Regions from separate parts of the Mus musculus genome. Here region 2 is linked to region 1. Evidence: chromatin loops called from intact Hi-C (ENCODE). Cell type or tissue: heart. All regions are shown on one strand.

What was found. Peaks named below come from ENCODE experiments on the same cell type or tissue, not always from the same donor. Only the 100,000 strongest peaks of a DNase experiment are listed, where the experiment ranks them.
Region 2: it touches region 1 in a loop (2.3-fold over the local background); 5 of 42 quality-filtered maps call a loop at or near these places.

What each region holds. Positions count from the first base shown.
Region 1 is chr7:133,569,938-133,574,937 of GRCm38, reverse strand. No RefSeq gene overlaps it. Among named protein-coding and RNA genes, the nearest start is that of Tex36, 30 kb to the left of the region's middle. In heart, a CTCF peak has its summit at 2,810 (motif pointing right); no DNase peak of the experiment used is centred here.
Region 2 is chr7:133,030,294-133,035,293 of GRCm38, reverse strand. It overlaps a transcript of Ctbp2 not described here. Among named protein-coding and RNA genes, the nearest start is that of Ctbp2, 18 kb to the right of the region's middle. In heart, a CTCF peak has its summit at 2,554 (motif pointing left); a DNase peak (open chromatin) is centred at 2,543; H3K27ac peaks cover 1,675 bases.

The DNA of each region.
Region 1 (5,000 bases):
ACTTACATTAAAAAGCCAGGTGTGATCCACACTTGGAATCCTTGCCTGAGGACGAAGAGGGGACAAGTGAGTCCCAGGGGATTGCTGGCTATCTGGTCTAGCATAACCAGTAGGCTCCAGGCCAGAGAGTCTGCCTCAAAAGAAAGTGGACAGCATTTGAGTAATAGCATTTGAAGTTGTCCTCAGGCCTATATACTCATGGGTGTGCACTCTCCCACATGAACATACATGTGTTTGTACACACACACACACACACACACACACGTGCATCAATGAGGCTGATCTCTCAATGACTCCATACTTGATAGAGGAGCAATGGGAGGGTGCACACTTGTCAAGACTCTTTGCTGTTAAATTTTCCACAAGTCAGGTTCTGATATTCCAATATGCCAACATTATTTTCTGCTGCAGAGAAGCAAGGAGTGTCAATTATGTGGGTGGTGGGTCTGGATCTGCTGACTGTGGCTCTCTTTCTGCCTTGCTAAGAGAAAACTGGGTCGTTCCATTTACAGATAACGTAGATTCTTCCTCAGAACTCCTCACAGCCCTGACCATGACACGGGTGACATTGTGTGTATAAGGTTTGTTTTCCTCCAAGACTGCAAGTGTGTGAAAGGTAGGCTCCTTCTAAACATTTGTTTTTAGTTTGCCGTGGAGCTTAGCACTATGCCTCTCTTTGGCCCCAGCAACAACTCACTGCGGTAATGAATAGGTGAGCATTTTCAGAAGAGCTGACCACTAAACCCAAACCTGAAGACCCGGGCAATTTTTAACCTTCAGGTTTTTGTTGTTGTATTGTTTTTAACAAAATGGGTGTTTTCTAGCTCAGCAAATAGCAACTATCATTTTGCTAGCCAAAGCCATAGCAGGAAGTAAAGACACGTCTGCAAAGATGACAGCTTTTCACTTGGGCTGTGTTTCTCTGACGATGGAGTCCCATCGGTTATTTATTTAATAGCTGTGATCACAGGTAGAGGAGAGAACACATTTGCTCTAAACTAAGCATACAAAGAAATGCATTTTACAAGGCACGGTGTCCAGAGCTCACACACTGCCGCCTCTGGATCTCCAGTAAGAACAACCACCTTAGAGTGTTTGCTGTGGAAATTGCCAGGACACACTCTGTCCGTGATGTCATGAGGTCAGAGTCCCTTCAATGGCTCATGCCAAAGACAGACCTTGCAAAGTTGGGAATGGGCTTTGCCTGTCTCTCTAACAAGTCTTACTTTACATTAGAAGCTGCATGCTTGTGAGTTCTATATAAGATAATCAGCCATGTTTTGTTTTGTTTTGTTTTGTTTTGTTTTAAGACACTTAGTGGCAAACTTCCTTTATCCTTTCCCTTAAATGACTGTGGAAAGACCAGTTGCTTGTTTTTAAACATCTGGACAATACCAAACAAAAAAACAGGCAGGGCAATTTGCATACTACAGGAATACACACACACACACACACACACACACACACAGCCAACTAACACCACTCCTTTATAACCGTCTGTCCTACCCCCCACCTAGTTCCTAATTACTTCGTGGCATATCTTTGTTCCTTTGTGTAGAGTGCACTCGAACAAGGTAGAACTGTGTCCGTTTTTGAGAAAGCCAAAGACCAGTAAGTGCAAAGTTTCATTTCCTGATGAAGCTTTCTGACCATGGTCTTCTTTCAAAACAGCGCACGAATGGCCACTCAGATGGAATTGCCTTGCTTATAAAAAATATAAAATGTTAAGTGAAAAGAAGCAGGCAACAGTGCACACTGTGTATGAGTAAAAGGCCGCCTGTCTGTGGGGAAGGCAGCAAGTGTGCAGCCATCCCAGATCTGAGGTGCCTGGGGGACAGGAGGAGACTTCTGTCCTGTTTTCTAAATTTTTCGTTTTTATAGTAATTTTAAACTTTTTTTTTTTTAAATTCACTTGATGAAACAACTTGCCAGTGGTTGAACACACACTACTACTCAGAACAAAAGCCTTGCTCTGGGCTTCCAGGGTTAATCAAATGCATTAAAACTCTAGGTCTTCAGTGAAGTGTCTGGGACTCCTTGGCTCTCTTCTGCGGAATGATCGACTCCTGATGCCCAGAGTTACTGCTGTTAATGACAAAGAATCCCTGGGCTGGGAGATGGCTCAGTCAGTAGGTCAGTAAAGTACTTGCAAGCATGCAGATCCCAACACCTCTGATGCTAGGTGCTGTGGCTCCCTGGCTGTCCAGCCTAGCTGAACTGGGGAGCTCCGGGTTCTATGAGACCCTCCTAAAAGTGGTAACAGGAATGAGATCAGGGAATGAGATCAGAAGCTGACTATTGGACTTACACACACACACACACACACACACACACACGCCTCTTTATTCACTTCTTTCAGATAATAATAATAATCTTTAAGGACATAATATATATTATAATATAATGCTCGCTAGGAAGAAAATGGTTGAGAGAACAGTCACACCGTGTCCCATCCTCTGTGGAAACCAACCAAACCCATTCTGACCCAGCCGGAGTATACCAAGCCAGTGGCCTGTGTGAATGAGCCTTCAGATGTATCAAAGCCCTGGCTCCCAGTCTTCTACCTGAGGCCCCATGCAAACCTTTTCCTGTTTGCCTTTCTCACTCAGAGAATGGTTGTTTGGTAGCATGAAGTTTTGGGGTAGCCTGTCACCAGGCCCTAGTACAGAGGGAAGTGAACGGTGGCAGGTTAGTACAGGAGTTTTGCCAAATGTGAGCACCTTGAGGGACATCACACCCAGCAGAGGAGACCCACTTGGAATATTGCTTAGGATAACCCTTGTCTTGGTCTTAAAACCTGTGAATATACAGATACGTGCCACAAGAGGGCAGGTGTACATGCTGAATGGCTCCAGAAACTTAACCTCTTTCTCACCAAAAAAAAAAAAAAAAAAAAAAAAAAAAAAAAAAAAAAAAAAAAAAAATTCGCCAGTGGTTTTGTGTCCCTATCTGTCACTGCCCACAGACAGGCTTTGGTTTTGGAGAAACAAAAGCCCAGTGCAGAAAACCCAAGCCCGGAGGAAAGCCTCCACGAGAGCATTCCCCAGCACTAAATTTAACTCTGCCGTATTTGTGTGTGTTGTAAAATATATTTCTGCAATGAAAATACCTACAATTTCATTACCACGAAAGACGGAGCTGCTATTTTTAAATGTCGGTGGGATAAACGTTTCCCAACTCTGTTGCCGCGTGAATGCAGATGTACCCTTCCCTCAATCTCATTTACAGAGTAATGGGATCAAATAATGCTTTGTTATTTCGTAATGAACAAAGCAATATGTGAGTCTGAAAAAAGAAGCAATTACACTTATTTTTCTTTTACCCCAGACCCTCTCTCCCAATTGCATTCTGATATTAAAATGAACTTAATTTGTTGGGTAATTCCAAGTCCTTGCTTCCAGTTCTCTGAAGATGAGGGTTCAGGCTTCTCAGAACTTAGGTTTTCTAGCTACAAATCGTTTTCTCAAAATGTTTCTTAGAGACCTCAGCCAGTCTCGCCCTGGAGGGGAGAAGGCGGGATGGGGATGGGGCCGGGGAAGGGGTAGGGCCAGGGGTGGGGGGGTCTGTAGGACTGCGCACTTCCTGCATACCATGCATCTGCACCGACTCTGGGGCTGGTCAGGGTTAGCTCTGGAGCAGGGTTAGCACAGCTACTACACGGACAGCAATGGAGCTCAAAGTCTGGCTCCCTTGCAGTTTGCTCTGGACCAGTTTGGAGCTACAGAGCCACGCCCTACTTTAGTGACTAGGATTTTCGGTGTGATGGCTGATGTCAGCTTGCTGGGATCTAGAAACACCTGGGAGATAAATCTCTGTGGGCATGTCAGTGAGGGAGTTTCTAGATTTAGGGTAATTGAGGTAGAATGATCCACCCTAACTGTGGACAGTACCATCCCTTGGACTGGGGTCCCAGACTGAATGAAAAGGAGTGAGCGAGCTGAGAGCCAGCATTCGCCTCTCTGTGCTTCCTGACTTCGAGGGAAGTGTGGCCAGCTGCCTCAAGCTCCTCCCACCGTGCCTTCCCCACCATGAGATTTGTGAGCCAAAATAAATTCTCTCTCCCAAAGTTGCCTTTGTCACGAATTTTGTCGCAGTTCTGCAAACATTAATAGGCTAGGCATGTGTCACATGACTCTCCTATTTTCTCTGAAACATGCCTTTCTTATCTATTAAATGGACATCACCTTTTTTCTTTTCCAAAAGGACTGAATAAAATCATGAAGGTAAAGCGCAAAGACCCATGGCTGGTGTAAAACTATTGATCAGAAACTAGTCCATCCTTTCCCAAGGCTATTGCCGTTCCTGAGCTCAGCTCTCCCAGGGAAGGTTCACCGAGACAAGGCATGGAAGACACAGTAGGATTATGTATTGCTGCTTTTCATTGCCTCACTTCCTGTTCTGTAAAAATGATTTTGAAGACAACCACGGCTGATAACTGCTAAGTCTCCTTTAGCAGCTGACTACAAACGCACAACCTCTCTAAGACCTTCTGGAAGATTTCTCATAGCGTGCTTCTTACACAGTTCCTTATGGGGCCCGGTAGGTGCAGTCTATTTTGTCTGGAGTATTATCCCTAGGAAAAAAACACAGAGTGGCTGATGCCTTCTGTACTGGCTAGTTTTGTGTCAACTTGACATAGGATGGAGTTATCACAGAGAAAGGAGATTCAGCTGGGGAAATGATCCAGCTGTAAGGCATTTTCTCAATTAATGATCAAGTGGGGAGGTCCCCTTGTGGGTGGTGCCATCTCTGGGCTGGTAGTCTTGGTTCTATAAGAGAGCAGGCTGAGCAAGCCAGGGGAAGTAAGCCAGTAATGAACATCCCTCCGTGTCTTCTGCATCAGCTCCTGCTTCCTGTCCTGCTTGAGTTCCAGTCCTGACTTCCTTTGGTTATGAACAGCAGTATGGAAGTGTAAGCTGAATAAACCCTTTCCTCCCCAACTTGCTTCTTGGTCATGACGTTTTGTCCAGGAATAGAAACCCTGACTAAGACACCTTCCA
Region 2 (5,000 bases), 540 kb after region 1:
GATTTAAACCACCAAGCCTGGTCATCTTCATTTCCTGGGGTCAGAATCTACCCGGCTTAAGTGGGTGCCTGTGGCTAGGGTGTTCTGACACAGAGACCTAAGGTAGTGCTGTCTGGATATTGACCCTGGTCCCCTCTGATGCTTGATTGCTCAGACTTCTCCATAGGACATCCCCAGAGTTGACAGCAAGAACAAGGCCATGCTAGAAGCCAGCTTGTTACAAGCAAATATAGCAAAAGGATGCGGATGCCCACCAGTGAGGGTCCCCAAAGGGCCAGGAGCCTCAGTATCCTTCCTAATAAAAGTTTTGTTTGTAAATAATTTGAGAAGCAGGGCTTTGCTGTGCAAACTCTCCATCCTACAGAACTCTTAAATGGTAGTCCAGCCACAAGGTCTAAATCTCTCTCTTTTTAAAAAAAATTTATCATTATTATTATTTCATATGTGTTTGTGTGCACACAGCCATGCATGTATGATATATGTATGCACATACATGCCTGGTACCTGTGGATGCCGGAAAGGGCATTAGATCCCCTGGAGAAAGATTTGGTCATTAAGCTAAGATGCAGCTTTTCTTTCTCCCCGTCCCCCTTTCCATGTGCGACTTCTGGGTCTGGCTGAACCTGTAAGGGTCTGGATATATGAGTAGGTCCTTACTCCTGGAGCCTAAGCCAGGTCCTCCCAGAGGAAGCAGGTCCTCTACTGGCATGCACTCCGCCTCTGGCCAACGCCCTACTTCCCAGAAGCAAAGCTGTGTGTCTGCTTCCATTTGATTGTTCTTCCTCCTAAAATTTGAGACTTTCCCACTGTATCCGGGTCCCCAGGCCAACCCCAGAGCCAGGTGTCAGAGGTGAGAGAGGAAGCACGCTCTTCCCACCCTCTCACACACCTGGGATGTTGGTCCTGAAGCCCAGTCGAATGCTGCCCCTTTCTTTGCTCCTTCCCGTCCCCTGTGACAGAGACTTGATTTTTCTTTGGCCTTGGGATTTCAGGCAGCCAGTGGGCTCTGGGAGCCACACAAGGCTATGGGCCCTGCTCTTGGTGAAACTTGGGTTGGTGACTGGAGAAGGCAGGCATCTTTCATTGGGGTGACATAGCCACCAGGCAGATAGGGTGAGCAGCAGGGACTAAGGCAGAGAGAGACTGTCCCTTTAGAATAAGGGAAGAGCAGAGAAAATCCTTCAATAGGTTCACCGAGTGCTGAGGCCTTTCTGAAGACATAGCTGTCATTCTAGCAGGACATTGAGGCAAATTCAAAATCCCTCCTTGTTAGCCTGTCTTTGGCCACCAGGTACTTTGTGATGTAAGTTGTGGCAAAGGAGATGGCAGGCTGTATGGAGATGCGATCGGGGGCTCCTCGAATCCCATTTGGCACCTCCCACATTTTGGCGCATTCTTACTAAAAAACTAAGTATGCCATATCATAATCAAGAAATAGCTGTGTGCTCTAAGTGGTATCCTGTTGCCACAGCAACGGTGTTTGAAGCAATGGTCAGAGAATGTCGTCCCATGGAGTGTCTGGGGTTAGGTGGAGCATGGTGTCGCTCCTGGAACATGACTAGTTAAAGCACACCTCTTTCCTGCATCATTCCATGGCTCCTGACTGGCCAGCTGTGGTTAGGCAGAGGGAGGCTCTGCTGCTTCTAAGCCCTCCCTATCTAAAACCAGGAAATCCAGGCCAGGGAGGTAGTTTAGTACTAAACGGAAGGTACTTGCCACCAAGCTTGACATCTGGAGCTTAAACCCAGGACCCAAATGGTGAGAGCCCAACTCCTGAAAGCTGTTCTTTGCCTCCCACAGGTCTGGTTGAATATGCTCCTCCCCAAAGTTAATGAAGAAGATATATAATTATATTTAAATGGGAAATCCTTCTTACTTTCCCTCCTCTGCCTGCTTAGTGTCTGCTCTGGGGGGAAGGGCATGTACTCTGAAGTCTTACAACAAAGGGACCTTAGGGTCAAGGAACAATTGCTCAATTGTGTGCGCGCCCCCCCCCCCCCCCAGGTTTTAGTCTGATGGAAACTCTATCAGGCTTGTGGAGAACTGTGTACCCTCCTATTTATTCTGTCTTAAATCCTCTCACTGCCAAGTTGTTCCCATCGTCCATCACCAGGATTCACATATCTCTGAATGAGAATTGCAAGCATAAAGGAAAATTACCCCTTAGGGCAGTTTGTGCCCCTTTGCGGGACAAAACCTCACACTGTGGGTCAGGAAACTCACTGGCTCTTGGACCACCTTTCCTTGGCCTGCCCTGTGTGTGTGTGTGTGTGTGTGTGTGTGCGCGTGCGGGAGGGGGGAGACCTTGGCTCTCAGGGGAGGTGTGAGACAATGGGGAGGGAGTCACATCCCACCATTCAGCATCCATGGCTAGAAGGGAGGCCAGGTGCCTTCTGCCTCTCTTGCTTCCTAAGACACACAGTGCTCAGGCCTTTCCATCAAGGGTATTTGACGTATTTTCTCTGGGTTCTTATGGAGTTCACATTTGAGACCCAGGCAAAGATATCCCAGCTTTGCAGTCTGGGGATGTCTAGGCAGGGTGAGCAGTGCCCTCTGCTGGATCAAGAGCCTCATCGCTGGGTAAAATGTTTCCCGTGGGCTAATCTTGCTCCCAGCATGACAGGTTGACCACGGGGTAGGGTGGGACTGGTCTTGTTTTCCATTGCTTTTTTGATAAGCAGATAAAGGCTATAAGATGCAGGTACTGAGACATGTGTTTTGGACCTCACCGTGTCAAGAGGTAACCCACTGAAGTCTTTTATGGGACAGAGTGTTGCCAAATTGGGACAGTCCAGAGTCAGGGACTTCTGTGGGGTCAAACTGAAGTCAAGAGGCAGGCGTGTTTAAAACAAAAACAAATCAAGATCTTAAGACGCTTTAAAAATGTTTTATTGTTGTAATTTGTAACTAACCTCTAAAATTGCTTTTACTAGACACAGATTATGGCTTCATACGTGTTCACTTTAACTAAATCGAAGTTATATTAGAACTAGTAATTTTTCTATGGGCAAATAGTTCAAGCTTAACAAGAAGTATTTTATTTTGCTATTTCATTAGACTTGCGTTCACTTTTATTTTTAAAGATTTATTTTATTTATATGAGTACACTTCAGACACACCAGAGGAGAGTATCCGATCCCATTACAGATGGTTGTGAGCCACCATGTGGTTTCTGGAAATTGAATTCAGGACCTCTGGAAGAGCAGTTAGTGCTCTTAACCGCTGAGCCATCTCTCCAGTCTGTGTTCACTTTATTAAAATATAATGACATATTATCTAGTGTGCCTCTTATGTCTATCCTGTAGTTTCCATGTTGTCAAGGATCCACGGCCTGGTGGGTCTCACTGTGGTCTAACTCTCAGGTCCAGGCTGCTGGCCGCCATCCTACCTGTGCTTGGACACATCACTGAACCCCAGGAAATGCACTGTATATGTACATTTTTGTCACAGGCCATGGACTCTGCCCACAGTGATCACTAGGGTACTGGGTCATCGCCCCCACCCAACAGCTGTATTGTGACCCCTCTGCAGACATTCTGTGAGAACTTCCAATATTGTGTATGCTTTCTCCTGTTGGTGGCATTCTCTACTTGGTTAAATGAAAATTTCTCTTGCAACCGGGACAAGCTTTTCTGTCCCATAGCAGATGAGATGACAGATCGCATTCCACTACACAGACAGGCTCTTTGGCCACAGAGCACACATCACACGCCTAGGTGGGGAAGAGTTAGCGACTGCTCACCCTGAGCAGCCTGAGCGCACGCCATCATTCTATGCCTCATAATCTGAATGGACATTTGCTTGTTTGCTTTTATCCCTCTCTGTTCTGCCTCTATTATTAACTAAAATATTTATTTTCAAGGCATATTTGGAGGACAAGGGCTTTTAAAATGTGTGAAAATTCTAGAGAGTCTCTGTAGAATGTGACGACCCACGCTGGATTCTCAACATGACCCAAATAAAACAGCCAATTAGGAACATGAAAGGATCTTTCTGCTTAAGTTCTCATGCCTTGTTTATCACTTTTAGCACGCGAAAAATATACAGAAGTCTTGAGGCTCGCATTTGACACTAGGAATGTATTTGTATGGGCTAAGAGTCCCAGCTCAAAGTAAGACCACACCACTTGCTTATTCCAGGAAAATCATGGTTTTAAAGCTAATCCTCATCGGGCAGGGGGGCGGGGGGTGGGGGGTGGGGATACTACCTTGACTGGTTCACCTTTAGCCTGGTGGATTTCCGTGGCACAGTGCAACCCTTTCTTCGGATTTACAAACCGTGTAACTCCCCCCACCCCCTCTCTAATGTTGCATTTCAAACCCAAGGCCATATAGAAGTTAATAAAGGCCAGCTCTCTACCACCAACATAAACCCTCTAGATTCTGTGAAACCCCCGACAGTGGCACACTCTGAGCCGGCCAAAATTATTGACAGTGTATTTCATTTTTACAATCTGGATTAGTCTAGTTGAGTCAGTGTTGGTCACACAGTATGCCATTTTATTTTTCTAGTGTGGAATCAGTGGTTGGGCTGGGGGCAGGCATTAGAAGGACATGGCTACCTGTGTAAGTTGTCACTCTTCAGTATTCTGAAGCTATGCCGATTGGAAAGGCCATGGCTGAAGCACGAGCTATCGGTGTGTGCATCCCAAGTACTTGTGCTTTTGGGGATAGAAGATGGGGCTCTAACCAACTGAGAGTACCGAGCAGGGACTGACTGGCTGGGTCGCCCGCCCAGCACTGGGCTGGGCTGCGTGGAGAAGCCGCTTCCTCTTGTTACTGGATGGTGGACTGGCCTGTCTGTGAGTGAAACGTTGTGCATATCTCAGGATGGGGTTCTTTTAGGAAACTTCTAGGACCTGAATGGGGGACTCTGGTAAAGGGAGGTCTTCTCTTCCCACTCCCTAACCCACACTGGAAAAAGAAAGGGACATTTACAGAATCTATTATGTGCTCAGGGAGTGACAACAGTCCTCTCTGACAGCTGTCAATCATTCCAGG